Linked DNA regions of Mus musculus: all the other regions are linked to region 3. Evidence: chromatin loops called from intact Hi-C (ENCODE). Cell type or tissue: left cerebral cortex. All regions are shown on one strand. Links, peaks and the distances in the headings refer to the core of each region. The heading gives the core; the rest is flanking DNA.

Region 1 (10,630 bases), core at 1,555-9,554, 190 kb after region 3:
ATCTTCTTGCCCGTGTCACTCTCAGAGTCAGAGCTTTCACAATCAGATGACCTCCTGTCTCTATGTTTCTTTTTTTTCTTTTCCTTCTTTCTCTTCCTGGACGAATTCTTTGTGGGATCAGGCTTCTCAAGTCCTTTTGCCTTTGTCTCCTCTTTTTCCTCTTCCTCTTCAGGGGTCAGAGAATACTCGGTTCCACCTGGCTGCATGAAACAGTCCTTTGCAAAGTGGCCTTTGCAGCCACACTTCTTGCAGGTTGTGTTCAGGACGGCCTCAAGGGTGATCTTCTGCCCAGTGTAATCCTGAAGGACTGACTGTGCCTCTCTTCTTGCTCAATGACAATGTTGTTGTTGAGGTCTTTCCCAGTACCTTAGTTGACAACTTTCATGGAGAGGGACACTTTTATTCTATCATTTTTCATCTCTCAGCCAATAAGCTTCACCCACACTTTGTCTCCAACATCCACTATTGCAGAAGGCTTATCCACTCGACAGGACGACATGGGAGTTCGATGAACCAGACCTTGCTTCCTACAGCCTGGGATTTTGATAATTCTGTCACCATAGCAACCTCTCCTTGAAAAATAGTATACAGTGCAGGCAAGTTTTCCATGGTCTCAGGCCTTCCTGAATTCATCCTTAATAGTCTATGGTTCCTCCATTTCTCCTCTGCTAAAGCTAAATCAAACGTTTCTGCATCCATGCCTAGCAGGGCAGCTGTTTCATCGCTATGTGCCCAGTTCTTACTCAGAAAATTTAGTGCAACAGCTTCAACTGTGATTATCTCATATCTAAATATATTTTACATTATTAATCTTATTAAATGTAATTTTTGACTGGCCTTTAAGCCATCTCGTAGTTGAATACCAAATCTTACCAATTTAAATATATTTTATTTTACTTCTGTATATATACTACCATGTATTATCAATAAATTCATCTCCTTGTTGCCCCAATAAATATTTTCTACATTTGTTCCTCATGCCTTCCTCTGTTTAAAAGTATTTTCTCTCCTCTTCAGGGAAACCACTAGTATTTAAAGTTTTAGCTTAAGTCTCGCCTGATGCAGAAGGCTTTCATTCAGTGATCTATGAATTCCCATAACTTGCTTTTTGAAACAGGGCCTAATTATGTAACACCAGGCTGATCTTTACATTATGATCCCCCTGTCTCATACCTCTGAGTTCTGCCATTACAAAAGGGTGTGCCAACATGTCCACCATGTTTGCATGGTTAAAAGCAGTTTTTCATTTTTATCATCATATATATATATATACATATATATGGAGAAGGCATTGCTTCTGGTGGGGAAAGGTTTCAATGTTAGACCTTTTACTATTCTGCAGCTTTCTGTTGGCTCCTAGTCAGTTCATTTTGTCTTTACCTTTGAGAAGCTTCACATTTAACAACTTGCCTATCAGAAAACATCACTTCAGATGAATATAAAATCACTGTCTACAGAAGCAGAATATAAAATATTATACAGTGTGATCCAAATCATTAAGGTATTAATTTTTCTGTAGGGTAACATATACCAAATGCATGGACTTACCTCTTTCAATAATGAAAGCAGCCAATGAACTGCTACATTTCAGATATTGTGAGTGATTAGAAATTAGTTGACCAAATGTTTCTTTAACAAGCTGTGAAATCTTGGCATACTGGACTTGTCTCCCTTCTAGGAAAAATAAAAAGCAGGATGAATTTGAAGAGGATTGTTATTTTTCTAAGAGATGTGTTATTTTGTAGTTACATTAGTTAGTGATTTATAAAGATATGTAGACAAATTTCCACTCTTTGTTATGGTTATATTTAGCTGTAAAATACAAATTACAGAGCTCTTAGAATAACTTCTTATAAATGATATGTCAATACCAACCTTACTATCTGAATACTACTGTTTATGTTTGCAGAACTCAGTCAGATATGATTCTCAAACTCATCTGAGACACAGGGCAATTTATTTTTGCTGTAAAGTACTGTCTATCTTACATACTTCAATATACCACTTAATAGTAATAATCCTCCCTAACCTGTAACAATCAAAACATATTCATCATAGTCATCATGACAGAAAATATGTAGAATTTGCCCCAATGAGAACCAGTACAAACCAAATGCATTTGAACTACTGATATAGTTTCCCCATATTCCCACTAAAAAAACTTCTTGGCCACCCTTTGGCCCCTTCTGCCCAGTCCTTTCTGCTGGGGCAGATACCTAGCTGGTCTGCTCCCGTGAAGACACCATATTCTGACCCATCCTAGAAGATCCACTGCACTCAGAGCAGTTGAGGATAGGATGCACTCAGAGCAGTTGACTGCCAGCTGGTCTATTCCCATGAAGAGACCACATCCTGAGCCATCCTAGAGGATCTGCTGCACTCAGAGCAGTTGACACCACAGCTTGAAGGCATGTAGGTCAACTGACTGGACAGACTGAAAGCCTCTCTGGAGTTCACCTATAAAAAGACATAAGCTAGCAGACTGGATACACAAACAAGATCCAGCATTTTGCTGCATACAAGAAACACACCTCAATAACAAAGACAGACACTACCTCAGAGTAAAAGGATGGAAAAAGGTCTTCCAAACAAATGATCCAAGGAAACAAGCTAGAGCTGCTATCCTACTATCCAATAAAATAGACTTTCTAGCAAAAGTTATTAAGAGTGATGAGGAAGGACACTTCATATTCACCAAGGGGAAAATCCACCAAGAGAAAGTCTCAATTCTGAACATCTATGCCCAAAATGCAAGAGTACCCACATTCGTGAAAAAAAATATTACTAAAGTTCAAAACACACATTGAATCCCACACAGTAATAGTGGGAGACTTCAACTCTTCACTCTCACCAATGGACAGGTCACTGAAACAGAAACTAAATAGAGACAAAATGAAACTAATAGAGGTTATGAACCAAATAGATTTAACATATCTACAGTTCACCCTAAAACAAAAGAATGCACCTTCTTCTCAGCACCTCAATTTTGGAGAAGGTAAAATGAGGTGCTGAGAAGAAGGTATATCCGTTTGTTTTAGGATAAAATGTTCTATAGATATCTGTTAAATCCAATTGTTTCATAACTTGTCAGTTTCATTGTGTCTCTTTTCAGTTTCTGTTTCCAGGATCTGTCCATTGATGAGAGTGGGATATTGAAGTCACCCACTATTATTGTGTGTGGTGCAATGTGTGCTTTGAACTTTACTAATGTTTCTTTAATGAATGTGGATGCCCTTGCATTTGGGGCATAGATGTTCAGAATTGAGAGTTCATCTTGGTAGATTTTTACCTTTGATGAGTAATGAAGTGCCCCTCCTCGTCTTTTTTTGATAACTTTAGGTTGAAAGTCGATTTTATTCGATATTAGAATGGTTACTCCAGCTTGTTTCTTGAGACCATTTTCTTGAAAAATATTATCCAGCCTTTTACTCTGAGGTAGTGTCTGTCTTTGTCCTTGAGGTGGGTTTCCTGTGTGCAGCAAAATGTCGGGTCCTGTTTATGTAGCCAGTCTGTTAGTCTATGTCTTTTTATTGGGGAATTGAGTCCACTGATACGGAGAGATATTAAGGAAAAGTAATTGTTGCTTCCTGTTATTTTTGTTGTTAAGAGTTGGGATTCTGTTCTTGTGGCTTTCTTCTTTTAGGTTTGTTGAAAGATTACTTTCTTGCTTTTTCTAAGGCATAGTTTCCCTCCTTGTGTTGGAGTTTCCCCTTTATTATCCTTTGAAGGACTGGATTCATGGAAAGATTACTGTGTGAATTTGGTTTTGTCATGCAATACTTTGGTTTCTCCATCTATGGTAATTGAGAGTTTTGCTGGGTAGAGTAGCCTGTGCTGGCATTTGTGTTCTCTTAGGGTCTGTATAACATCTGTCCAGAATCTTTTGGCTTTCATAGTCTCTGGTGAAAAGTCCTGTGTAATTCTAATAGGTCTGCCTTTATATGTTACTTGACCTTTTTCCCTTACTGCTTTTAATATTCTATCTTTATTTAGTGCATCTGGTGTTTTGATTATTATGTTTTGGGAGGAATTTCTTTTCTCGTCCAGTCTATTTGGAGATCTGTAGACTTCTTGTATGTTCATGGGCATCTCTTTCTTTAGGTTAGAGAAATTTTCTTCTATAATTTTGTTGAAGATATTTACTGGCCCTTTAAGTTGATAATCTTCATTCTCATCTATACCTATTATTCTTAGGTTTGGTCTTCTCATTGTATCCTAGATTTCCTGGATGTTTTGAGTTAGGATCTTTTTTGCATTGTGCAGTTTCTTTGATTGTTGAGTTCATGTTTTCTATGGAATCTTCTGCACCTGATCTCTATCTCTTGTATTCTGTTGGTGATGCTTGCATCTATGGATTTCTGAGTTCTTTCCTAGGATTTCTATCTCTAGAGTTTCCTCCTTTTGTGATTTCTTATTGTTTCTACTTCCATTTTTAGATCCTGGATGGTTTTGTACAATTCCTTCACCTGTTTGGTTGTGTTTTCCTGTAATTCTTTAAGGGATTTTTGTGTTTCCTCTTTAAGGGCGTCTACCTGTTTAGCTGTGTTCTCCTGTATTTCTTTAAGTGAATTATTAATGTCCTTCTTAAAATCCTCTACTGACATATGATTTTAAATCTAAATCTTGCTTTTCTGGTGTGTTGGGGTATCTAGGACTCACAGTAGTGGGAGTACTGTATTCTGATGATGCCAAGTAGTCTTGGTTTCTGTTGGTAAGATTTTTATGTTTGCCATTTGCCATTTGGTAATGTCTGGCATTAGATGTTCTAGCAGTCTCTGGCTGGAGCTTGTTCCTCATGTGAGTCTGTTAGTCTGTGTCAGCACTCTTGGGAGACCAGCTCTCTTCTGGCAAGACCAGTGCACAGATGGCTGTGGAACAGCCCCACCTCCTGGCTGCAGATGTAGAACTGGAGAACCCTGTCCTAGAAGCTCTGTTGCCTGTGCTTTCCTGAGTGGATCTGCCTTAGAAAGACACTGGAGGGAAAATGGTTATCTCACAAATGGTGATCTCACCTGAGTCCCAGGGTCAGAGCACTCCCAGCAGGCAAGCTCTCCTCTGGTAGGGAAGGTTCACAGAAGACTGAGCCCACTTTATCTTCTATTAGATTCACTGTGTCTGGTTTTTTGTTGAGGTCCTCGATCCACTTGGACTTGAGCTTTGTGCAAGGTGACAAATATTGGTCTATTTTCATTTTTTTTTTCATTTTTCCAAATACAGCCAATTAGACCAGCACTATTTACTGAAGATGCTTTCTTTTTTCCATTATATATTTTTGGCATCTTTATCAAAGATCAAGTGTCTGTAAGTGTGTGAACTTATTTCTGGGTCTTCAATTCTAGTCCATTGATCTTCCTGCCTATCTCTGTACCAATACCATGCAGTTGTTTTTTTTTTTGTTTTGTTTTGTTTTGTTTTTTTATCACTATTGCTCTGTAGTAAAGCTTGAAGGTCATGGATTGTGATTCCCCCAGAAGTTCTTTTATTGTTAGGAAGTTTTTTGGTTATTCTGGTTTTTTTTTCCTTTCCAGATGAATTTGAGAATTGCTCTTTCCATGTCTTTGAAGAATTGTGTTGGGATTTTGATGGGGAGTGCACTGAATCTGTAGATTTCCTTTGGTAGGATGGACATTTTTTACTATATTAATCCTGCCAATCCATGAGCATGGAAGATCTCTCCATTTTCTGAGATCTTCTTTGATTTCTTTCTTGAGAGACTTGAAGTTATTGTCATAAAGGTCTTTCACTTGTTTGGTTAGAGTTACCCCAAGATATTTTATATTATTTGTGGCTATTGTGAAGGGAATTGTTTCTGTACTTTCTTTCTCAGCCTGTTTATCATTTGTATAAAGGAAGGCTGCTGATTTGAGTTAATTTTATATCCAGCCTATTTGCTGAAGTGGTGTATCAGCTAGAGAAGTCCTCTGGTAGAATTTTGGGGTTGCTTCTGTATACTATCATATCATCTGCAAATAGTGATACTTTTATTTCTTCTTTGCCAATTTACATCCCTTTGATGTCTTTTGTTGTCTTATTATTCTAGTTAACACTTCAAGTTCTATATTGAATAGATAAGGGGAGAGTGGGTATCCCTTCTCCCACTTTAAACTTTCCACATTATCCTTGTCTTGGCCCTGATTTTAGTGGGATTGCCTCAAGTATGTCTCTATTTAATTTGATATTGGCTGTTGATTTGCTGTGTACTGTTTTTATTATGTTTAAGTATAGGCCTTGAATTCCTGATCTCTCCAATACTTTTAACATGAAGGGTTGCTGTATTTTGTTGAATGCTTTCCCTGCATCTAAGGAGATGATCATGTGATTTTTTTTCTTTGAGTTTGTTTATATAGTGTATTACATTAATTAATTTTCATATATTGAACCAACCTTGCATCCCCGGGATAAAGCCTACTTGATAGTGATATATATGTGAGTGCAGGTGCCTGTAGGAACCAGAGATGTTAAATTCTCCTGGAGTATATTTATCAGGTGTATGTGTAAGTATGGGGGAGGCCGGGGGTGTATATGTGAGTGCAGGTGCCCATAGGAACCAGAGACATCAAATCCTCCTGGAGCTGGAGTTTCAGGCAGTTGTGAGTGGCTTTCTCTGAGTGCTGGGAACTGAATGGAGGTCCTCTACAGGAGTAGTAGAAGTTCTTAACTACTGAACCACCTTTCCAGTTTTACTATACCACTTCTTTGACTATAAGTTGCTAATTTCAAGTGAATCCCATTGTCATGAATAACCACAATTTATTTTCAGAGAGAACATAGAACTATTCTCATGCAGATATAGTCCACTAAAATATGTTGCACAGGTTGTAAACTATTGACCACCTTGATAACTGGCCCAACATGAAGTACTCAGTAAATTTTTTGTGGGTCTCAAATCTTTATTTTTCAAAAGCTTTAAAATTTGATTCCTATTTTAACCTCATACATTTTTTTGCTCACCTTTTTCTGACAGTTGGCTCCAAAACTCAACTTTCCAAACTGGACTTTATTTTTACATTATTTTTTTAAACTGTATCCTTTCTAACTCATATACTATATAATCTGTTTTCCCAGGGTAATGTGATCTAGATTATTGTTTGAAATCTACCCCCTTAGTCATTACAAACTTCTACAGAGAGTGATAGAAATGGTAAAACCTCTTCCAACATTATGCAATCACCCGTGTAGACTGAGCCCTCGAGGCTATTCATGAATCCTTACATCTCTGAGGTCAAGTGGCTATACCTATATCTTGGTGGATTTTGACTTTTGAATGTGCTTATTTTCCCTGCCTGTCCACACAAACACATTTGAGATCTTTGTCTGTCTTAGGAAAATGAATACAAGGCTGACTAAAAGCAAGCAAGCCTGACTGAATGATAACAGTGAAAGGGAAACTTTTCACTTTGCAAACGTCGTAATGTCTGAAGTATCTCTCAAATATCATCAACAGACAAATTAAGAATGTCTTGCCTTCCAGGAGATGATGGCGTACCAGTCAAGGACACACTGCTATTCAATACTGAATGTGATAAAACAATGAAAGTTCTGATTTAATAAACATTTTTTGTGTGCCAGATACTCATGTATTTTATGCCTATCAACCTAATCCTCATGATAATTTGATGAGGTAATTGATTTTTATCAATTTTTAAAATGAAGAAATTAAAAGTATAATGAGAATTAATTAGTCTTTGGTCACATATAACTTCAACTAGATATATACACATATACATAAATATGTATATGTGTACATATATGCTTTTTAAAGATGTATTTTCCTATTTTTTGTCTGCATGTATATATGTATAACATGTACCTATATGTATGTAATAGACTCCTTATTAAAAGGATATGCCCCCCCCCAATTATTTTGTGTCATTCCGACAACTGAGCCAAAGTTATCACACTATGTAGGCAAGTATTCTACCACCAAGCTATGCCTAAGATCCCTCTTATATTTTTAGACAAGACTCACTAAACTGGCAGACAGGCTATTTGGTGGAGTGGCAAGCCGTGAATTTGCTATCCTCCTGTCTCAGCTCCCAGAAGAGCTAGGATTTATATATGGCCATACCATCGGAACTGGCTCAAATTTCTTTTTAAGTATTTCCTCTCCAACCTCATTTCTCTTTCTATAAGCTATTTTTAACGGGAAACTTCTCTTTTAACAGAAGCATGAAAGGTCTAAATAAAATGTTAAGGTATATCTTCATATCTGTGCATTTTAATTTTTCAGTGGGTTTGTTTTCTAAACAGAACATTACCTACCATATTGCACTTTTGAAACATATGCTGCTTCAGGTGTAACAACAGGTTCTGCAGGGATAGGAGGTGGTCCTGTAAATAAAACCAAACCATAGGAAACAATGAAAGGGCAATGTTCTAGAGCGCTGAGAGCTATCAGCTCTATACTAACCTGCAATAACAGTAACCCAAGAATGCAATAAAAACAAACAAACACGAATCCAACATTAGCAATACATAATAGTTATATTCTTTAAAAATTTCTGCCAACTCTGTCATCATCAAATGCTCCTTAGCTCACATTGGTTTTCCTATTTTGACATTAGTTATTCAAATTAATTTCTGAGTTTCCGGAACTTAACAGCAATTTAGCTTCTTTTGTAAAGGTGGCAACATTCTGAAACTCAATAGAGTCTTATTTCAGATACTTAGGAACACTTTCTATTTATAATAATACTATGTAAAACACTTAAACATTTTATCAAAATGAGTAAAATTATTCAAAATGCTGTCATCAGGCTTTTCACGGGCTATGCTAAAATAACTGTACAACATAATGAGTTTATATTCATACATATATATTCATGCATACATAATAATGTCCTTGAGTCATACTTTTTTTTCACTATTACTCCACTGTATCCCTTCTCCCATTTTAAACTTTCCACATTATATTTTCCTTATTATTATTCCATTTAGTTAGATACCCTACCTTTACTCTAATTTACAAACAGGAGAGAAAATTTACAATATTAATTTTTGTACAACTGACTTTTTAACTCAACCTGATGATTCCATGGTCCCATACATTCATGCAAATGACAAAATGACATTCAATTCTATGGCTGAATAAAAATAAATAAATAAAAATCTGACTAAAAAAAGTAGGACTATGCTATAAATTTTCTAATGAGTTCAGTCTAAATCTTTGTAAATGTTTTCCAGATCAGTCCTAAAAGCTAAAGAGCATGTGAAAAACAAGAAACATTCATGACATTACACCAGAGGGACACAAAGGGAAAAATCCAAAAATTTAAACAAAAAGGCTCTAGAAGCTAATGTTGTTAATTTAGTTAAAAGAAAGCAGAAAGAATACCCTAGACTAATTTAGATGAAAACCCAGTTAAAAGTATAGAAACAAGCTAGGAAAGAGTGGTGCTGTTACCGAGTCCTCACTCTAGAGAAAATGCTAACTAGAGTCAGACACATGCACCTAGAGTTGAGAAAAGCAAGTTGAAAACTCAGAAGGAAGGATTTAAAATCTATTTACTCAAGAGAGTTTGGCTCAAGCAGAAAAAAGACTGAAGACATTAAATTATAGTTACTATGAACAAATAATCTCAATAAGGAAAACAAGAGTGTACAAAGAGAACTTCATTGTAAAATATCAGGGACAAACTGCCATTATGAAAAGAAAAAAAAAACCCTCTAAAATTGGAAAATCCATATATTCAGATTTCAAAACTTATTCCAAAGCTATGTAATCACAATAATATGACAGTAATCAACACAATGTATTATTGTTATAAGGACAGACATGTTGCAGGATTTTCCCTGTTCAATTACATTAGTGCAGAGGAGGGCTGTGATTGGACAGAGAAAGGGGAGGTGGAGCTAAGAGTTGCAGAGAAGGAGAATGGAGGCAAATGTGAACCAGCACGGCTGGTGCATTAACAATTGGCTCTGAAATTACTGTATTGGCATCTTGTAAATTGTGACTTTGTTGATACATAAATCTGATTGGTTAACTATAAGCTTTAAGAGTTTTGATTTTACTGGGTTACTGGGTATTGTGCTATCTAACTTTGAGGTTGGAGGATCAATTTGGTGACTGGAATGTGAAACAGAGTTGGTGGGACCCTGCTGGAGCATAGCGTTGTGGCCTGCCAGTGCCAGCCCTAGAGTGGGAATGTGCTGGATCTTATTTAATATTTACCTCAACACAGACACATAGGTCACAGTGCCCAGAAAGACACAATCCAGGTGGTTTAAACAGTGGTGATAACATTTTTTTTTAAAACAAATGTTCCTGGGAAAACTAATTTTCACAAAGTAATAGAATGAAGTTGGACACTAATTTCTTTTACTAAAATAAAAATTTATCAAAACCTTTTAGATGTAGTAGCTAAAACTATAAAGCTCTAAAAAGAAACCACAGTGGGAAAATGTCATGACACTATATTTGGCAATAATTTCTTGGGTATGGCACCAAAGGTACACACAACAAAAGAAAACTGGATTTATCGAAAGCAAAATGTTTTGTACATCAAAAGATACTACCAATAAAGTTAAAGGTAACCCTCGGGATAGAATGTTTTTATTTGTACATCAGATATCTTATAAATACCAGAATAGACCTAGAGTTTTAAAAGTCAGTAACAGTAGAACTAAT
Region 2 (10,630 bases), core at 2,096-10,095, 52 kb before region 3:
ACTTGAACAATCTTTAGATTCATCATGCCTTAAATCTTTCTGGTATTTTTCTATGCTTCATCACCTTTTCTTGTATCTCAATTCTATTTATCGATGGTTTCAGTTATTACATATATATCACATCCTCAAGTCTTCTGCCTCCCTTTGGTTTCATCTTATTTTATAAAGCTACTAATCTTGATGGAATGAAGTGATTAATTTAAAGAGTACAATTTACATTTAGTAAATTTACAATGTTGTATAACTACCACCTCTAACTTGTCCCAAAAGATTTAACAGCCACAAAAGAAAATTGGAAAGCTATTAAACAGTAACTCTATGTTCACTTAGTAATCAGTAACTACTAATTTGCTTTCAGTTTCTGTTTTTACCTATTCTTGGTATTTTATATGAATGAAATCATGAAATATGTGACCTTTCTGCATTTTATTATGTTTTAAGGTTCTTCCATATTTATTATTTATCAGTACATCTCTGCTTTCCTTATTGGAATACTACTCCCTGATAGGTACTACATTGTATATATCCACTCAGGCACCGCTAGACATTTGGGTTGTTTCCACCTTTTGGCTATTGTGCTTGTGTACCTGAGCTGTTCTGAACATTTCTGTACAAGTCTTTGAAACTTGCTTCCAAATCTTTTAGCTATAAAGCTAGGAGTGGAATCCTTGGGTCATATGGAAATTCTATGTTTAGCTTAGGACACTGCCCAGATGTTTTCCCAAACAGTAGAGCATTGCCAGCAGCAATGATGGACAAAGGTTTTGATTTCTCCACATTCTCAACGTATTAGTTTTCCATGGCTGATACTCAAAACTTCAACTGTCAGGAGGCTACAACAACACACATTCAACTCTCAAGATGATGATATTTCAGGGCAGTGCTTCCTCTCAGGACTCTAGGGAAGGATGTTTTTTTCTTTCTTCTTCTTCTAGCTCCTAGTTGCTCCTGGCATTCTTTGGCTTTTAGTTGCATAACTTTAATCTTTGCCTGTTTCAATTGTCCCTTTGGTTAAATTGCAACACCAGTTACTGGACTTAGAGCCTACCCTAATCCAGTATGACTTCATCTTAACTAATTGCATCTGCAAAGACTACTTTCAAGTAAAATCACATTCTGGGTTGATATGTGACAGCATGCACTCAGTCAGTCATTAGTATATTCAACATTTTGTTTTTGTTTTCGTAAAATTATAAACACCTTAGCAGATGAGAAAAGATAGACTGTTGTGGTTTTGACTTCCACTTTCCTAATGACTAATAATATTAAACATCTTTTCATGGGCCTATTAGACATTTGTATATCTTCTTTGTAGAAATGCCTACTGATGTTTTCTGCCTATTTTAAGAGTACACTTTTAAAGGTCTGTAGTGTTGTTACACGAATTCTTTATACACATCAAATAGTAAACCTTGATGCAACAAGAGCCAACCTCACACTTGTAGATCCAACTAACCACTGAAAGACAAGATTTGAAAAACACAAAAACACACTCAGCATGTGTAGTCAACATGGAACATATATTCTGTCATCTTTCCTTAAATGATGTATTATAGCAACTATTAAACTAGCATTTACATTTCTTAGTTCATTATTATATTAATTTTAAGAATAACATATACCTAGTATATATAGGCTAAATTTGAATACTCCATCATTTTATATAAAGCACTTATTCGTGTGTGGACTTTAGTTTCTATAGTGGAGTCTTAAAACCATTCCACTATGGACACTAAAGAGCCTATCCTATTTGATTTGCAAGTACAATTTATAATTCTATACAAAGTCTTTTCTGTTTTTATAATGCATTTTGACTCATAAAAATGTTTAGTTCTATGGTAAATTTTTGGTAAAACTTAACATTTATTTGTTAATACTGTTCATGCTCTTGGTGGTGCATTTAGAATCCACTCCCAAATCCAGGATCATACAGATTTAACCTAGGATTTTCTTCAGAATTCTATAGATTATTTAATGATTGACTTGGGACTTATTTTCACATATGGTGTAAGGCAGAGGTCCTTTCACATGTGGGTGTCCAGCTGTTTGATACCACCTGTTGAATCAACTATTCCTTTTCTTGCATGTTCTTAGTACCTTTATCAAAAATCAACTTGCTATACATACATGGGTTTATCTCTGGGCTGTGAATTCAACTGTATTGGAAGAAGTAAGCATTTTGTGCCAATACCATGCAGTTATAAAAACCGTAACTTTCTGGTAAGTTTGAAGCCGAGAAATCTGTGTTTTAAATGTTCCTTTCTTTACATTTGTATTTGTAATTTGCTATACGCTGATTTCTTTGGAGCCAGCAGTCTCTCTCTCCCTTCATGAGTACCTAGTTAATAAAAACAAAATGTTGAAAGGACATGTTTAAAAGTCTGGCTGCATGCAGCCCCCCAACCACTGGAGCAGTGACTGGATGAGCAGGGCGAAGATACCAAGTGGAGGGGACTCCCCCTCCTCAGAGAAGGGGACCAGAGCATGGGGAGGATCTGTGTGAGGGGATATTGGGAGGAGATGGGGGCTGATATTGGGATGTAAAGTGAATACATTAATTAATTAATTAATAAGGAAAAAGGACATGAAGAAGAGTCTGGCTGTTTTTCACTGCTAAAACTTTCGAGTTTACCTTATACAACAGACTTGACACATATTACAAATGAAATCACAATAAAAATGTAAGGTTGGCATTAAAATAATTAACCTATTTGTGGAAACTAAAGCATGATTACTGAATAACAGACACAAAATCTCCTATTAAATAAAAGGGTAAAACTCCATATAACTACTGCCAAGTTTATGCTATCTACTGTATCAACTATGTTTTGTTTCACTTTCAGTGTGACAGTAACTTATCATCTCTTCCTTAGAAATCTTCATTTTACTCTTTCAAACCCTTTGCCTCCTAAGTCCTTAAAGATGTTTATCATTTGTTGTGGGTGGGTAGGGGGGTGGCATTAAGAGTTCTGGTCTCCTTTCTAGAGTATGTTTAAATGGTAAGAATCAAGTCTGTGAGTGAGAAATAATCCAAAACAACTGGAAAAACCCATAGGTATTTCAAACTCAGTCTGTATTGAATTATGTTAAAAAAGGTTTTCCCAGATAAAAGGATGGATTTCAACAATCTGCAAGAAAAGTCTTATACAACAGATATCAAAATTAATACTCACAAGAGATCTTTTAACATTTGAAGACTCTATTTCAATTTTGACTAGAAACTGAAGAAGTATCTTAGCATCCCTAACTTGGGAAGATTTCTAAATGATTCTGAAGAGACTCCAATAGGCTATTAGTAATACAACTCAAAATGTCTTATTTTCTAAGAGGTTGGATGTGAAACAGCAATGGCAGTAACAGGGATGGGAAGATGGGCAATTTCCAAAGTGACCAGGCACCTCTGGTAACTGTTCTTGGCACGGCACTAACACAACCTGATTTTTGTTCTGCTGTGACTGGCACTAATGCCTTCCACAAACAGGTCAGTTCTGTTGCTCGTCAGACTGTTTCCTTAGCTTTCTATCTGCCACGGGAGAGCAAAGTCAGATTATGTAAATGGCATACTGACTTCAGAAATTGTCTTTTCATAAGATCACATCTCATTTGCTTTTCAGGGGTTACGTTTAAAAGCTCTGCGTTTTTTTGATAGGTATAACTAGGATTTTCATCTCCTCAGAACTAAGTCTGGTGTCCTCTCCAGTCTACTCCTAACACTATAATCTAACCACAACACTCCACTGCTTAGCAGCCTCTCAGAAAATAGTCTTTACTCCTGTTTAGCACAGGGAGTTCCTATAAAAGTGAGTCACATCCTTTCACTTCTGTACTGAGAATCTTACAAAGTCTCCCTAACTCACTCACATAAAGGCCTTGTCCCCACACAGCACGAAAACCCACACTTCTTCCTTTCTGACTCATCTGCTGTGCTCAGGCCTTCTCTGTGCTTTTAGACTATGCAAAGCATGCTCCCTGTCTCAGTATTTCTAAGTGTCCCTCTTTCTGGAATGTTCTTCTTCAAGGAACCTACTGCCTAAGCTATCTTTAACCTATCATAAACCATAACCTCTAACACTAGAACATCCAAATTCCTAAATCATGGTGATGTAAGATTTATTTAGGTTTAGCAGCCTTTTGATAGTCATCAGATCAAATGATATTCAGGAATGTCTAAAAGGCAGCTTCCACCCCCCTCTCCTCCCCCCCCCCACCCCGGTGTGTGTGTTTGTGTGTATGAGCGCGGGAATGCCTGCCTATCTGTCTGACTAATATTCGTTTCTGGGTTTCAGAAATCTATTTAAAATTAGTATTAATTATGACTCTGAAAACTGTCCAAGTGTAACTTTTCGGATGCGATACGTGCCTTGAAAAAAAACCAATAGATTATAGGTAAATGATTTAATACTTTACTTCACTCACAAAATATTATGACTTTACATCCTTTGAGTTCCCATTGGGAAAACTTAAGGCAGGAAAACTGGCTTCTACCATAAGGACAAACTTACCCCAGGAACCTAAGGAGATTTAAGGATTACAACCTGAGTGTCTGCGACGTGAGGCAGCGGCTTTGGGAATGCGCCACGTTTTACTCAGCACACTAGGAAAAGATTGCTTTGCACTGTTTTCAGCCCAGGAGAAGGCCCACGCCGTCCTCGGTCCCAGGCTGGCGTCCCGCCCCGCAAGGACGCCCCCACCCACCCACCTCTCGGGCTCCATGCCGCCGCGCGCCCTCGGGCGGCTCTGGGCCGGAAGGCCGCAGGGCTGTTGGCCCGGTGTGTAAAGAGTCTGGGGACACGCGTGACGGAGCACTCGCCCCCACCCTCCCTGGCTTCCTGCCCCTAGGGTCCACGACCCTCCTCACCACGCGCGGATCTGCACAGCGCCGGAACCCAGCCAGTCCCGCCTGCTTGAGCGCGGTCAGAGCTCTCTTGTCTTTCCATTGGGCGCAATGGTCGTCAATCACGGAAGCTGGTGGGCGGGCTTGCGCGCTGAGCGCTGCTATAGCAACCGCCTGTCGGGAGCAAACGCGGGCCGCGGAGGGGAGAGCGGCTGTTGCGCGGGCGCGGGCAGGGGCGCAGGGAGGGGATATGGTGAGTGCTGTGGGACCCTGGTGTTCTTCCCAGCTTACTGCCTTCCGTGTCAGGATCTTTAGTAGCTAAGCCAGGGAGAACAGAGATGGGTCTCCCTTTCCATTTATCCACCAACGCCTGCAGTCTATGAGGGTTGGCCCAGCGATAAAGAGATACGACCCTGGGGCACGGAGACCACTGCAGACAGACTTCAAGACAGGGAAGCGAGCATAGCAGAGGCCATCAACCTCGGGCCACCAACATCCTGCGGGCCATCAACTCAGCCGCTGAAGGAACAGGAACCACTGAGGGTCAGGGAGCCACCAACTCATCTGCTGACTGGAAGTGGGGTACCTAGCTAACCACTGATGATCAGGGGACCAGCAATTCTTTCACGGAGAGGAAGGGGCCCACTGACTCAATCCTGATGGCCAGGGGCTCATCAACTCAGGCCACTCAAAGCTAAAGGGTCACTGACTTCTTGCTGAAAAAAAAAAAAAAAAATGATGACTCAGGTGACTTCCCTAGGCTCTAGAAGACCACTCAGGCCACTCAAAGCTAAAGGGTCACTGACTTATTGCTGAAAAAAATGGTGACTCGGGTGACTGCCCTAGGCTCTAGAAGACCACTCAGGCTCATCAACTCAGGCCACTTAAAGGGTCACTGACTTCTTGCTGAAAAAAAAAATGGTGACTCAGGTGGCTGCCCTAGGCTCTAGAAGACCACTCATCAGAATCTGCAGCTCTAGAACCAAGAATCCGAAGTGACCACAGCCAATAGGCCACTTAGATCCTCAGCCACCTCCAGGGCTTCCCCACTCCACTTGCAGAGAGGAGAATCTACAGTGATTCTGTGACCTACTTTGGTGACATAAAGAAGCAAACAGCAGACAGATCCTTCATCTTCCACATGTTGGGTGTATCCGCATAATTGGTCAAACATTCTCATGCGTATCTGTGGAGCAGACGTTCACCATAACCAGGGTTTTTTACTTTTGTGTTTTTGTGGTGCAGGATGATTGTGTTCTAGTATGCATGCCCCTGTGCTGTTTGCTGCTTTGTGGGTTCTTTTCTCTTCCACTCTTTCCTACTCTTTAAACCCTCTAATGCTAGATAGGAGAGAGAGAAAAAGAGTAGAGGGGAAAGGAATGGCGTTATCATTAAACTACTTCCTACTGATTAGGGGTGTAGAGTTCTTTGGGACAAGTTTGATCTTTGCTGCCAGGATATCTAACTTCTTTGCACAGGACTACTTAACAAACCCAACCAACCAACCACCACCAACAACAACCCCACCTCTTGAGGCCTCAGCATGTGTATACCTTCTGAAAAGTTGCCAGAATTCCAAAAGTCACACATTCGAAGAAACTATCTGCAGCTGACAAAATCACACCCCTGCTAGAGCACGAGGCAAATCATAGTCAGCTGCTGTGGACAGTCTGAAGCAGCCCCATATCCCACACCTGGGATTAGAATGAAAACGTATTCCCACAACATTTCTGTGTTTTTCAAAGAAAATAAAATTCTCACTACATCAAGCAAGTACTGTGATACATGTATGAGAAGTGCACATTTCTTAAAATAATACTGTTCTCATAAGCTAACTGCACTCTGATATACCACACAGTTTTATGCTAGTTTACTTAGCTGCTTCTCCCTTCAAAAGCTCTAGTTTTAAGAGGGGGAAAATCTAAGAGAAAAAAAATGCCCACATTTTCTATCAAATTAATAATTGTGGTTAGGAATCTCGGGCAGGACTGAGAGTTCCAGGGCAGTCTGGGTGCCCTAGGGAGGCCCTGTTTCAAAAGATGGGGGAAAAGATGTTAATAACCTAAAGTATTAACAAGGGGGAAAACAAGCTCATTCTATAAAAGAAAATGGGATAACTGAATTGTCATTCTAGCTACACAGTTTTCACCCATGTGTATGCTTATTGCAGGCATCCAGCCAGCGCATAACTTTAGACCAATGGAAGAAAAAAGCAGCAAAAGTTGAACTGAATGACACCCAGAAGCAAGAAATTAAAGAGGCCTTTGACTTATTCGATATTGATGGATCTGGAACCATAGATCTGAAAGAACTGAAGGTTCTGAAATTATTTCTAAGACAATATCTTGTAACATTTTAGTTGTGTCCTTGGTTGATGAATAAGTCAAAACCCAGAATTATCAAAGTTACGTCCTCTATCTGTAAATCTTGTTTATTTTACTATTATAATGTGTGTATAGTTTTATATGCTATTAATTAGTCATTTTAAAGTTCAAAATGCGATCATGGCATTATTAAAATATGTCCCCCCCCCTCCTATTGCAGATTGCAATGAGGGCCTTAGGCTTTGAGCCAAAGAAAGAAGAAGTAAAACAACTGATCGCTGAAATCGACAAGGAAGGGACTGGCACCATTTGTTTTGAAGATTTTTTTGCCATCATGAGCGTAAAAATGGTATAGTCTATTTTTCAAAGAAACCCCAGTAGGGCCTTGTGCATGGTAGGGCTGGAGCATAGAGATTTCATGGAAACTCATGGAAAGTTCTGGAACTAGGTATTAAGGGTTTGTAGTGGGGATACAACAGCAAGGACAGATATTTTCAGAATGGTAAAGACTATAAAGAAGAGTTTAATCAGGAAGTACTGATACAAGACAGAAGGAAGCCCAAGCCCTGAAACCCTGGACCTGGCAATCACAGAGCACCTACTTTGCCACTGTACCTGAGAATACTCCCAGCTCTTGGAGCTTGCTGTCTGATAGACCCTGAGGGCAGGTGTGAGTATGTTGAAATAATTGTTTAAAGAACTCAGCCTCCTGATAGAAATATGCGCATACAGCTGTAGAATTAGTAGACCTACGAAGTCCAGCTTGATAGAACAAATAACCAATGACATTTCATTTTCTAAAGAGTGAAAAAGATGAAAAAGAAGAAATACTGAAGGCATTTAAATTATTTGATGACGATGCTACGGGAAGCATATCACTAAATAACATCAAGAGGGTTGCCAAGGAGCTAGGGGAAAACTTAACCGAAGATGAATTACAGGTCAATCTTGTTTATTTTATAGTTATACTGTGTGTATAGTTTTATATGGGTTGTATAACATAGTTGTTCTTACACATTAAAAGCAAAAATTCCTGTTGAGTTTCTATCACTTTACATCTTTAATAATTTTCGTCTTTCATGTTACCTTTTTTTTTTTTTACAGGAAATGCTTGATGAAGCTGATCGTGACGGGGATGGAGAGATTAATGAGGAAGAATTCTTGAAGATGATGAAGAAGACCAGCCTTTATTAGCTGCTTGGTGCCTTCCAAGAGGTTTGGACCTCCTGTTAACAGCTTTCCTGTTAAGCAGTTCAATGATGTAATACCTGAGTGTATCCATTTCCACGTTTAGTTTAGGTTAGTCCCTTGGTGTCTAATCTGTGCCAGAAGTTATATGTCCCTACCAATGTCATTAAATCTGTAGTAGTAAGAAACAAACAGACAAACAAAAGCATGATTTATTTGAACTGTGAGCCCCAAAACAGTATTTCCATATGGTATTTTAAAGTCATAGATTCCAAAGACATTTGACTTTTATTTTTCAGTTGAATAAACTTGGCCCCCAGATCCAGATGAAATTGTTTTTAAAAACAATCTGAAAATGGTATTTTTCCATTATTTCCTTTTATATGACTTAAAAAACACCTGATAAACATGTTCTTTTTAAAAATCTGTTCCTTCAATATGTAAAGTATTAATAAAACTAGCTGACATACAGTGTTTTTAAGTATCTTCTGGTAGTTACTGCTGGGCTTTCACTCCCTGGGTCAGGCAACACAGTAGTAAGTTCTTTAAGAGGTAAGGCCATTAAGGGTCCTCCTTTCTTAATGAGGTTAAGAGTCTTTTTAAAAGAGTCTTCAAGGCCTATGTGATGACTCAGATCAAAGCATTTGTCACTGTGTCTGACAGCCTGACTTTGGTCCTACATGGTGGAAGGTGAGAACTGGTTCTCACAACTTGTCCTCTGATCTCCACATGCATGCTATAGTGTGTGAGCCCCCCCCCCTCACACACACATATAATTTAAATGTATTATTACATGTATGGGTGTTTTGCTTGCATCTGTGTCTCTGGGCCACTTGAGTGCCTGGAGACCACAGAGGCCAGAGGGCTTTGGAATCATAGAAGGTTTGTGAGCTTCTATGTAGGTGCTGGGAATCGACCCCTGGAAGGGCAAAAATGGCTTGTACTCTTGCATTCTGTCATGGGCGCTCACAGTAAGGCCTTCACAGATGAATGCTTTTATCATAGACTTCCATGACACAAGACAGCTTGTTATATTGTGCTATGAGAACAAAACTGAAGGACACATACCAGGAGGTTAGGATCACTTAGGAAACTATTCTAAATACCACCTAGGTGAGCTCTCTCTAAATCTTTGGCTGGAGTCACCTACCAGCCAACTTAAATGAGTTCCGTGTCATTCTTTGCAAAGTCTGGTATGTAACAATCTTTTTTCCTATCAATGTAGCCTAGGTTAGCTTTGGACTAATAATCTCCTCCTGCATCTTCCTTCTGGACATTAGATTATAAATGTGTGTACCATACACTTTGCATTTGTTGTTATAAAGAGACTCCATCTGACATGGACAGTGAAATCTCAGTATCTTATGCTCTGTGTGTGTGTGTGTGTGTGTGTGTGTGTGTGTGTGTGTGTGTGTGTGTGTGATCATATATACCCATAATGTCTTTCTAATGCCAATAGTTGAGCATTGTTTTACTTCAGCCATCTTTATAAAGGTTCATAAATTGACCGAATAGGGTAAATTTAACCTTGCTTTCAAGAGAGGAAGGAAAATGTAGAGAACTATACAAAAATGCACTGATTTGGATAAGAACAAGGAAATTTTCAGATTTTTTGGCTAAAATATTCCAAGCCTCATCTGACATGGAAGATGAAATAATTTTCTTCAAGTTTTTTTCTGTGAAATCATAAATATCCATAACATCCCTTTAAACAAAATGTTTAGAGCTCATATTAATTTGAGTAGGGAAACATTTTGAGACACAAGCACCCTAGACCTCAACTTTTTGTGACAGTATTGATTTCTGCAGGGCAGGCACAGAGACCCGAGTGCACTTCAGAATAGTCTGAGAATCCTGGTGCTTTTTCTGTTCCAGTAGCATCCCAAGGATCTTAGGGGTTTCAAGCATTTTTAGGGGACCTGAGAACAAATCCCCCAGAGAAAGCAAACTTCTGTCAATGCTGATAAAATTGTTTCTGCCTGGTAGGAAGTTCAGATCATTTCAAAAGGTGAAAATGTGTTTCAAAAAGAAGATTCACTGGTGAGATGCAGCAGTGCCTCCTTATCACTGATCTGCATTCTATTAGAGCAATGCGAGTATGAGGTGTGTGAAGTATGTGTAATATTAAAAGGCAGAGCATCAATTTTTTACTGCTGTAGAGTTTGAGCACCTGTGCAGATCACCTTATGAAGCGTACATTTCATAATTTAATAGGTGAGCCATGCTCACCATCAAAGGGAAATGGTGAATGGGACAACACATGTGGCACTTCTGCAGACAAATT
Region 3 (10,630 bases), core at 153-8,152:
GAAACTAAGTCCTGCTGCATTATTTGAAGAACTGCTAGTAGAGCTGGTGCATCTTCTCATCGCCTTTGGCATGATTAGAGTCACAACAGGGTTTGGTTACCACTTGGTTTTATATATCAACTTCCTTCACCTTGAAACACTCCCTCAAGGAAGGAGGGGAGAAGCCTAGCACTGGCCATGGGTACATGAGCAAACCAGCTGAGGTCAGCCAGTTGCACTAGCAAGTCACCCACAGTCTCACGGGTGGGTGAAGGGTAGTGAATGGTGGTTTTTGCTTGTTGCTTTCAATGCTGGATATCAAACCTAAGAACTTGCTCATGCTAATCAAGACCTCTATCACTGAGCTACACAAAAGCCCTGTGATGGTTGCTGTTCTAGTTAGAGTTCTTACTGCAATGATGAAAAACCATGACCAATGTAACTTGGGGGTGGGGGGATATTTATTTGACTTACACTTCCACATTACTATTTATCCTCAAAGGAAGTCAGGACAAGAACTCAACAGGCCAGGAACTTGAAGGCAGGAACGGATGCAGAGGCCATCGAGGGATGCTGCTTATTGGCTTGCTCACCATAGCTCACCCAGCCTGCTTTCTTATAGAACTGAGGATCACCAGCCCAGGGATGACATCATCCACTCTGGCCTGGCCCCTCCCACATTGAGCACTTATGGAGACATTTTCTCAGTTGAGGATCCTTCCTTTCAGATGACTGTGGCTTGTGTCAAATTGACATAAAATTAGCCAGTGCAGTTGTTTATAACCACTAGGTTTTAGAGCCATTAGCTACAGAGAAAATGTTAGCAGATACACACTGTCTTGTGTAGAAGTTATACCTAGAATCCACCTGAGAGATTATTTTGTAAGAATCTACTCAGGGTTATTGATGAGAGCTTTTTTTGGTTTTTGGTTTGTTTGGTTTGGTTTGGTTTTTGTGGTTTTTTGAGACAGGATTTCTCTGTGTATCCCTGGCTGTTCTTGAACTCACTCTGTAGACCAGGCTGGCCTCGAACTCAGAAATCTGCCTGCCTCTGCCTCCCAGGTGCTGGGATTAAAGGCGTGCGGCCACAACTGTGGTGACCTGACAAACACTCATCTTTTGAGTCAAGCAAACGTGCTAGCCCATAAGCAGGCAGCGAGTGTCTGCCGGGGTGTTAGAGTGGTATCTGGCAGGAGCAGCCTCTCGGAGGCTTACGAGATGAATAACCATGTTACTATAAGCATGGTACCTGATGGGGGTATGTGCCCATTGGGTGAGTGACATATGCATAAGTTACATTGGGTAGCAGAACTGAGTGATGCTAGAACCCCAGCAGGAGGAGGGTAGGGTTGCATGTGCTGCTTCTCTGGGGTTACAGAGTCATATTGGCTGCATGATGGGTATGACATCCATAATGGCTGGGAGTCTGGGTTGGTGATGATGGCAGCTAATAATTACTGAGTACTGGGGCTGCCAAGGATGACATCATTCGATGATGATGATGCTGATGGTGATAATTCTATGAGATAAGAATCAACTAGAACAATGGCCTTCATCTGATGAAGGCAAGGATCAGAAAATCCTTCAAGGTCTACTCATGCTGACCCCATATAGTCAGGTGCAGTCAGTCAGGCAAGCCCCTCTGTGCTACAGAGCCCAAATACTTAATACTTAAAAAAAAAAGATCTTCATGAAACTTTAACAACTAAGTATATACAAACCATCAGAAATAGAAACGGAAATACTCAGATTAAGTAAAAATATTAAGGACTACATAGCAATTGCAGGTCTAAGTTTTGAACTTTCTATAAGGTAATATCCACTAAGTATTTAAAATAAATGATCATACATCTGACCTTGGATAAATATTAGTAGGAAACATAGACAGGTAATCTAATTAAACAAACAAGATACTGAATCATAAATGCTTCAAGAATCATGATAATTAAGTGTTCCAAGGGCTTTGCACAGGTAGCAAAGTAGTCAAATACTATCAAAGCTTGTGTTGGAGGATTAAAAACAGTGCATATAAGTCAAGGCAGGATCGATCTTGCTGTATAGTGTGAAGATTAGGTTCTTTTAAAAAATTTTCCTTTTTTATTAATTAATTTTGTTACACTCCATATTTATCCCCCTACCCACCCTCTGACTGCTCCACATCCCACACCTCCTCCCCACCCACCTGTCTCCATGTGGATTCCCCAGCCTCCACCCCACCTGACCTCTAAGCTCCCTGGGTCCTTCAGCCTCTTTAGGGTTAGGTGCATCATCTCTAAATGAACACAGACCTGGCAGTCCTCTACTGTATGTGTGTTGGGGGTCTCGTATCATCTGGTGTATGCTGTCTGCTTGGTAGTCCAACGTTTGAGAAATCTCAGGGGTCCAGTTAACTGAGGCTGCTGATCCTCCTACAGGATCACCCTTCTCCTCAGCTTCCTTCAGCCTTCCCTAATTCAACAAGGGTCAGGTGCTTCTGTCCATTGGTTGGGTGCAAATATCTGTATCGGATACTTTCAGCTGCTTGTTGGGTCTTTCAGAGGGCAGTCATGATAGGTCCCATTTTGTGTGCTCTATAGCCTCAGTGTCAGGCCTTAGGACCTGTCCTTGAGCTGGATCTCACTTTGGGCCTGTCGCTGGACCTTCTATTCCTCAGGCTTCTCTCCATTTCCATCCCTGTAATTCTTTCAGACAGGAGCAATTATGGGTCAGAGTTGTGACTGTAGGATGACAAACCCATCCCTTACTTGATTTCTGTCTTCCTGCTGGAGGTGGGCTCTATGAGTTCCCTCTCCCTACTATCAGGCATTTCATCTAAAGTCCCTCCCTTTGAATCCTGAGAGCCTCTCACCTCCCAGGTCTCTGGTGCATTCTGAAGGGTCCACCCAACTTCCTATCTCCTGAGGTTGCCAGATTCCATTCTTTCTACTGTCCCTCAGGGCTTCAGTCCTTTTCTCTCACTCAGTACCTGATCAGGTTCCCCTCTCCATTGGTAAATGATGAGTGCCCATCTAGCCCTCTGATTGGTATACAGACACTAAGGCACAGAGATGTTTGGTTATTGTTTAGCTAAGATTTAAAGGCATTCTCCCACTGCAACTATCTCTGTGAAGAGTCACGGAAGACCATTCCACACAAAGTCATGCTCCTGCATCTGTGAAACAGTTTCAGAACGGAGCAGGCACCTCCCAGCCGGGGCACTTTTCTTCTTCCTCTAAGGAGAGGCTCTGTTGCAAATGACTTTCTCACAGACAGGGAACTGTTTTATTTTTATTTCCACAAAAACGTTGCATACATTTTTAGCAGAAAGTTCTTACTAAAAACTCCTAAGTTATGCCCAAAGAAGCTCGGGTAAAAGGCAGCCTATTTTTCACACACGTGAAAGGCACAGGTGTAGACTCCAGATTCAAAGAGATACACCGGCAAAGACTGTGCGTACCAAGCCATCCATGGAAGGCACCGGCACAATCACTTGGTCCACCGAAGTGACTGACACCCATCCTGATTCACAGAAGGAAAGGGAAAACGACAGTCTATTTTCTGCATATATTATAAAATATAAAAATCACGTTAAAGATATCACTTTGCTTCTGTAAGCTAAATTCTCGTGGGATTCAAACTTTGAATTGCTAGTCTCCATTTGAAGCACTCCCGGTAACCCTTCTTATCTAGAACAGAAGAACCCAATTGCCCTTGCCAGGCTAAGTAGCTCTTTGCATTATAAATTTTACAGCCTCACCAGAAGTGGCTGCCAACCAATGCCCTCCTGCTTTCTCACATCCTCCCGTGCTGAGTCCCACACCTCTCTGACTGCAGCTGTCTGAACAGAAGGCTCCAGAAGGCCATCCTTCTCCCTGCTTCTAAGTGAGCATCAAGCACGGGGATAACCACGGTGAGTAATTTCCTTACTGCTTCTACTGTTAACAAATGCTAGCACCGTGTACTAGATCAAGCTGGGCTACTGAGAAGGAAACTACCCACGTTTTGTTCTAAAGCAATCTTCAGAAACCACTCTTCTGCAGAAAACTTTTTTTTTTTAACCTGTTTAAGGCACTTGCCTGGCCTGCTCAAATGACCGCCTCTTTGTTAATTAGCAGTGTGTCTGCAGCATAAATGGAAACTTTGTGTCTGCCTGATAAATGGAAAGTTTGTTTTATCTGGAGTGTCTCTGCAAGCTTTCGCTGGGTGGGGGAGCGGTAAGGTGGGGATGTGACTGCAGAGGAGCCGCCACCCTGCATTTTCTGGAAGCAGCACTATAATGCTTGGTTAATAGGCACTGGATCTGACTACCTTTCTGGCGTTTCTTTGTAACCTTAGCACTTGCTATGCTGATTATATGAGCTGATCAAGTCAGTCAGTCAGTCAGTCAGTCAGTCAGTCAGTCAGTCAGTCAGTCATAGCTGCACAAGTTTTGAAGGGTCTTTCCATGCTGGGCATTGTGAAGAGAAAGCAACTGGACAGCTGTAACAGTTCCTCCCACCACACTGACACAGTGACCTGAGGCTCTCCCAACTCTAACCTATGGAGAAAAATGAGCACAGAAATTTGGCCAACATCGTCAAGATGGATTCCTGCAGCTAAATAATAATGCTCTTGTCCGATAGTGGCTTCCCAGATAGGTGAGCTTAGAAGTAATTAACTTAAGTTTCCACCCATGTCTTGCTAATATTTTACACTAATACTTTTTTTTTTGCTTGTATAATCTATTTTTTCTACTGGATATTTTCTTTATTTACATTTCAAATGCTATCCCCTTTCCATGTCTCCCCTTTGGAAACCCCATCTCATCCCTACTCCCCTTGCCTCTATGAGGGTGCTCCCCTACCTACCTACCCACTCCCATCTTCCCGCCCTGGCATTCCCCTACATTGGGAATTGAGACCTCTCAGGCCCAAGGGCTGCTCCTCCCACTGGTGTCCAACAAGGTCATCCTCTGCCACATATGTAGCTAGAGCCATGGGCTAATACTTTTTTAAAATGAGCCTTTCCCTAAATTCTTACATCTACATTATTTTTTACTATAGCTTCACATGAGTGCTAGCTAATGGCCCTGATGTCTACTGACATTCTAAAGACCAAAATCACTTGATGTGCTGAGTTTACACGCCCTCGTCTTGATAATGATGTGCACATTGTAGCACAGGCTACAAAGTCGGGAGTGTGTACTCCGAACCTGAGGGAAAGATAAATGTGGCTGAGGACCATCTCATGTCATGTGGGTCTCTTCTCAACTGTCATTTCTCACACAGACCAGCATGTTCCCCCCCCCGGCCCCCCAGCACAGATGAGTGAGCTGGTAGCATCTAGAGACATACCAAATACATGTGGCTCGATGCACACTTTCTGATGATGTAATGCTTCCTATTTATTGTTTTAGGTAGCAATGTGCTTTTTATTTTGGCTAGTATGTTAGTTTGGTAAAAAGCTGAACAGTGAGCTCGAGAATCTTCAACTCACTGTTAAAGAAATTCCTTGAAAGCTCTGGCTTCTGGTTTTCAGAATGGCACTCAGTGAGCCCATGGCTGCGCTGTTAGGTAGGGGAAATCAGAGGTGGAGGGAGTGAGGCCCGGCTTGGGCTCACCTCCTGATGTGGCTTGCCAGACGGGAAAGGAGATGTCTCAGCCTCCACAGCTCAGGCTGTGGCTCAGAATTCCATTTTTGGGGAAGTCCACCATCACGGTCATGTAAATTCCTAAGTAACAAGTTGACTCAGCATGTTCCTAAGCCACAGACCTCTTAGGTGACGAATGCCGAATACACGTCATTTGCCCATTGGCTCTCGATAAGTGACAGGGAAACGGTGTGTTTTCCCCACTTCACGCACACACGAAGCGGAAGTACACTTTGCTTCCCTGCCAGTCTTGTTCTTAATCACGCTTCCAGCAGCCGAGGTGCTCTGCACGGCCTGAGCCATTCATCGAAACCCTCCTCTTCCCTCCATGGTCGTCCAGAAAGTAAGCAATTGTCCTTGAACCTTTTTTTTAAACCTAGTAGTCTCTTGGTGGCTCTTAAGTAGCCACAGAAATGTGCCGTGTGCACTGTTACCAGGGATTGCCAGTGCTCCGACCACAGAAACCCTGATGCTCACACATCCGTGGACCTTCATCATTAGAGGTGACAACCGTCACTCTTAATGAGAATAATGCATGAGACAGGTTTTTTTAAAGCCTTCCTGTCAGCTATTTCATTGAAGGCTAACATTTTTTTTTTTTTACTCCAAATAATGCAGCCAGACAAAGAGGCTGAGTGGACAGAAAATCCACAGAAACGGTAACTTAGTTCTCATCTGTGTGTGTGTGTGTGCGCGCACGCGTGCGCGCACGTGTGTAGGCTGGCTATGCACATGAATAGATGAGTGTGCATGTAGAGGCAAGCCAGAGGTTAACATCTGGCATCTTCCTCTGCTGTTCTTTACTTTTTTTTGAGACAGGGTCTCTCACAGAAACTGTACTTCACCAATTAACTAGGCTTAACAGGCTGGTTAAAGAGGCCCAGGCATCTCCCTGTCTCTGCCCACCCAGCACTGAAGTTATATACAGTCATGTCGCCGCGGAGCCTCGCTTTTGTGTGGACACTGGGGTCTTCTTGCTTGCAGGGCAAGGACTTTATCTATCCCGTCCCGTGGGATTCAGTTATTCGTGGGTGCGAGGAGGACCGCGAACCTGGAAGGAGATGGGAGGAAAAGAAAGAAAAGTAGGAGACCAGGGAGGACACCTATCGAGGTCTCGTTTATTAGGCTGAGGTGCCTTCTTTTTAAAGCATACATCGCGGGGAATAGGGGAGGGGTCAAGGGAGAATTATACAAAGAACAAAGAAGTGGGCATCTGCTGACATGGGGGCCGAAGTCAGGCGCCAGGCAGCGGGCACTCTGGATCTTATCTCTGGAACATCGATCCTCCTTGACAGCCTTGGGGGTCAGGCTGGGCTCAGGCACAGCTCATATCCTTGGATGTCATGGGAACTCAGGAAGAGATAGGGAAGAGGGGACTATAATTCAGCTTTACAGCCTCAGGTGCCAAGAAAGGAATAGGGAGGAAGGGGGGTGATAACCAGCTCTTAGTACAAGGCCCTTTGGCCTGTTAGGGAGATTGTGAAGGGCTCACTTTCTCACGGGATGGTCTCTGACATTTATCAGCCTCGCTTTTGTGTGGACACTGGGATCTTCTTGCTTGCAGGGCAAGGACCTGAGCCTTACCTATAACCTCTGGTTTCTTATGTTTAAAATGGATGGCGATAATGACATCATTCCCTCACAAATATCAGGATGGAATGGTTTATTGTACTTCACTAACTTACTATGTACTAAATACCAGAGGGAGCCTGGCTTCACAGGTAGAAATAGATAAATATGGTTGGTGTCCAGGAGCTAACAAATGCACCAGTAAATAAAACTGATGTTTGTACAAAGAGAAATGTTTGCCATGCTTTCTGTGACCAATAAGTGTGAAAGTGTCTGTTAGTGACTCATGATATATGATGTAAAGGAGCCCTCAAGCCCCATTGACAACATAATTTGTCCCTGTGTGGTTAGCTAGAACAGGCAACTCTGCTGGTGGGCCTCAGTAAACTGCCAGTTATTGTCAGCCATTCCCAGACTTTATTTTTAATAGCTTTTATATCCTGGTCTCCAGGACTAGGAGGATTCTTCCTGCCCAGTCATTGCCTTGCAGAGTGACCAGCTCACGCATGTGTGTCTGTGTGTGTGGGGGGGGCGTTATGCACACGAATAGATGAATCTTCCTCCAAACTGAATCTTAGACAGGACTTGTTGTGCCAAGGTACAAGAGGTTTTGGTGTGATTTGGACTTGGGCAGGAGGCAGCAGTCATGAGCCTCTGCTCACTGCAAGGAAGTCTCCAGAGTCTACAAAGGACAGTGATTTACCCGCTGTTATGGTAAGAGAGAGAGATTCATAATCCTGTCAGCATTAGTGAATTAATGCCTCCAGACCTTGTCAGCTCATAAGGTGGAGTTGCTTCCTATCCAGTGTGTCTAGGGCACAGAACAGGCTGTGTGTGTTCTTCTCACTTTCCCCCTTTTATCTCCAGTGTCAGAATTTTCAAAGACGACTAAGACTCTTCTTCCATCTTCCTCGAGTGACCTCAGGACAGCCACAGCGCATCCTCTCAGAGAAAACCCATGAAGGACGTTCATTGACTGTGTCCCTTCACAAGGTTGTCAGCACCTGAGCTTCCCAACCTGAGGTCTTTTTGACCCCCTGTGTCTTAGTCAGGGTTTCTATTCCTGCACAAACATCATGACCAAGAAGCAAGTTGGGGAGGAAAGGGTTTATTCGGCTTACACTTCCATACTGCTGTTCATCACCAAGGAAGTCAGGACTGGAACTCAAGCAGGTCAGGAAGCAGGAGCTGATGCAGAAGCCATGGAGGGATGTTCCTTACTGGCTTGCCTCTTCCCCTGGCTTGCTCTCTTATAGAACCCAAGACTACCAGCCCAGGGATGGTCCCACCCACAAGGGACCTTTCCCCCTGAACACTAATTGAGAAAATGCCCCACAGCTGGATCTCATGGAAGCACTTCCCCAACTGAAGCTCCTTTCTCTGTGATAACTCCAGCTGTGTCAAGTTGACACAAAACTAGCCAGTACAATTGACCCCTTGTCAACTTGACACACAAACACATCACTAGTAAGCCTCAACCCTTACATTCTTATTCATCCCCAAGATCTAAATAACTTTAAAAGTCCCACAGTCTTTGCATATTCTTAAAATTTCAATCTTTAAAATATCCATCTCTTTTAAAATTCAAAGTCTTTTTACAATTAAAAGTCTCTTAACTGTGGGCTCCACTAAAACAGTTTCTTCCTTCAAGAGGGAAAATATCAGGGCACAGTCACAATTAAAAGCAAAAATCAATCTCCAACCGTCCAATGTCTGGGATCCAACTCACGATCTTCTGGGCTCCTCCGAGGGCTTGAGTCACTTCTCCAGCCATGCCCTTTGTAGCACACACATTGTCCTCTAGGCTCCAGATGCCTGTAGTCCACTGCTGCTGCTGCTCTTGGTGGTCATCTCATGGTACTGGCATCTCCAAAACACTGCATGACTCCTTCAGTCCTGGGCCTTCAATTGCAACTGAGGCTGCACCCTCACCAATGGCCTTCCATGACCTCTCACAGTGCCGAGCCTCAGCTGCTCTGCGTGACCCCTTCGTGCCTTCAAAACCAGTACCACCTGGGTGACCCTTACACATTACCAAGTGCTGCTGCAGCAGGAGTACAACCTTGGCTGTCTCTGGAACACAGCCTCTTTGTGCTTTCAGAAAACACTTCCCAGAAGATGTCACCTCAATGATGCTGGTCTCTTCTTAATCACCGCTAATTTCTTAGCTCCAGCTAACCAGCATCAATAGTCCCAGCAATGCAAAGTATTTACTTTAGTAGTTCTGGTATCTTGTTAATCACAGCTGATTCTTCAGCCCCAGCTAACCAGAACTACAGAATTTTCACAATCAAAACAGCAATGGCCCTGAAAAGAGTCTTTAATTTTCCCTCTGAAATTTCACAAGCCAGACTGCCATCTTCTGCACTGTTCTCAGCATTATCTTCCAAGCTCCTACACAACATCTGACTGAGCTCTTAACAATGAATGGATCTTCAAGCCCAAAGTTCCAAAGTCCTTCCACAGTCCTCCCCAAAACATGGTCAGGTTGTCACAGGAATACCCCACTATGCTGGTACCAATTTGTCTTAGTCAGGGTTTCTATTCCTGCACAAACATCATGACCAAGAAGCAAGTTGGGGAGGTAAGGGTTTATTCGGCTTACACTTCCATACTGCTGTTCATCACCAAGGAAGTCAGGACTGGAACTCAAGCAGGTCAGGAAGCAGGAGCTGATGCAGAAGCCATGGAGGGATGGTCTTTACTGGCTTGCTTCCTCTGGCTTGCTCAGCCTGCTCTCTTATAGAACCCAAGACTACCAGCCCAGGGATGGTCCCACCCACAAGGGGCCTTTCCCCCTTGATCACTAATTGAGAAAATGCCCCACAGCTGGATCTCATGGAAGCACTTCCCCAACTGAAGCTCCTTTCTCTGTGATAACCCCAGCTGTGTCAAGTTGACACAAAACTAGCCAGTACACCCTGAGAACTCTGGTGTAGGAAGTTCCTATCCAGTAACTTCAACTATAGCAACTATTTTTTATATTCAAACTATACCTTTCACATAAGTGTCTCTTTCTAATAATATAAAACTTAGCAGATAAATCAGTGGTTCTCAATCTTCCTAATGCTGTGACCCTTTCATACAGTTCTTCATGTTGTTTGTGGTGACCCCTGACCATAAAATTATTTTCATCGATACTTCACAACTATAATCTTGCTACTGTTATGAATTATATTGCAGATATATTTGGAGATAGAGGTTTTTCAAACACACAAGTTGAGAATGCTAAAATAAATGAAAAAAAAACCCACCATCTTACCTATCCTAAATAAAAATGTTTCCTCTCTGGTGGTCCCTGCTGGCCTAGGGAGTGACTGACAGCTTTTAACATGTGTCTGTGAGGTGGAGAAGCTGGGTAGCAAGTCCCAAACAGACCACTGTTGAAGCTATTCAGAGGGTTAAATAGAAAAGACAAGAGATGCTTTCAAAAGTGAAAAGGGCCCATTCCTGGGCTCAGGGGCTCACACTCCC

The links. A loop is a pair of places that touch in the nucleus more often than their neighbours do. Peaks named below come from ENCODE experiments on the same cell type or tissue, not always from the same donor. Only the 100,000 strongest peaks of a DNase experiment are listed, where the experiment ranks them.
Region 1: a loop joins it to region 3, with 2.0 times the contacts of the local background. A loop is called at or near these places in 2 of 42 quality-filtered maps.
Region 2: a loop joins it to region 3, with 3 times the contacts of the local background. A loop is called at or near these places in 2 of 42 quality-filtered maps.

Annotation. Positions count from the first base shown.
Region 1 is chr3:37,067,658-37,078,287 of GRCm38, reverse strand. It overlaps Adad1 (adenosine deaminase domain containing 1 (testis specific)), which reads right to left. Exons shown (of 12, transcript NM_009350.3): 5 at 8,263-8,331; 6 at 1,549-1,674. It also overlaps the pseudogene Gm12582. Among named protein-coding and RNA genes, the nearest start is that of Adad1, 9.3 kb to the right of the region's middle. In left cerebral cortex, for the core only: a CTCF peak has its summit at 4,888; a DNase peak (open chromatin) is centred at 4,871.
Region 2 is chr3:37,306,814-37,317,443 of GRCm38, reverse strand. It overlaps Cetn4 (centrin 4), which reads left to right and starts at 4,998. Exons shown (of 5, transcript NM_145825.2): 1 at 4,998-5,087; 2 at 7,005-7,151; 3 at 7,379-7,507; 4 at 7,962-8,099; 5 at 8,263-8,817. The coding sequence starts at 5,085. The coding sequence ends at 8,352. Bbs12 (Bardet-Biedl syndrome 12 (human)) reads right to left here and starts at 4,890. Exons shown (of 2, transcript NM_001008502.2): 1 at 4,859-4,890. In left cerebral cortex, for the core only: no CTCF peak of the experiment used is centred there; DNase peaks (open chromatin) are centred at 3,865, 4,629, 4,959 and 5,856; H3K4me3 peaks cover 1,497 bases; H3K27ac peaks cover 2,277 bases.
Region 3 is chr3:37,253,058-37,263,687 of GRCm38, reverse strand. No RefSeq gene overlaps it. Among named protein-coding and RNA genes, the nearest start is that of Il21, 26 kb to the right of the region's middle. In left cerebral cortex, for the core only: no CTCF peak of the experiment used is centred there; DNase peaks (open chromatin) are centred at 3,300 and 3,820.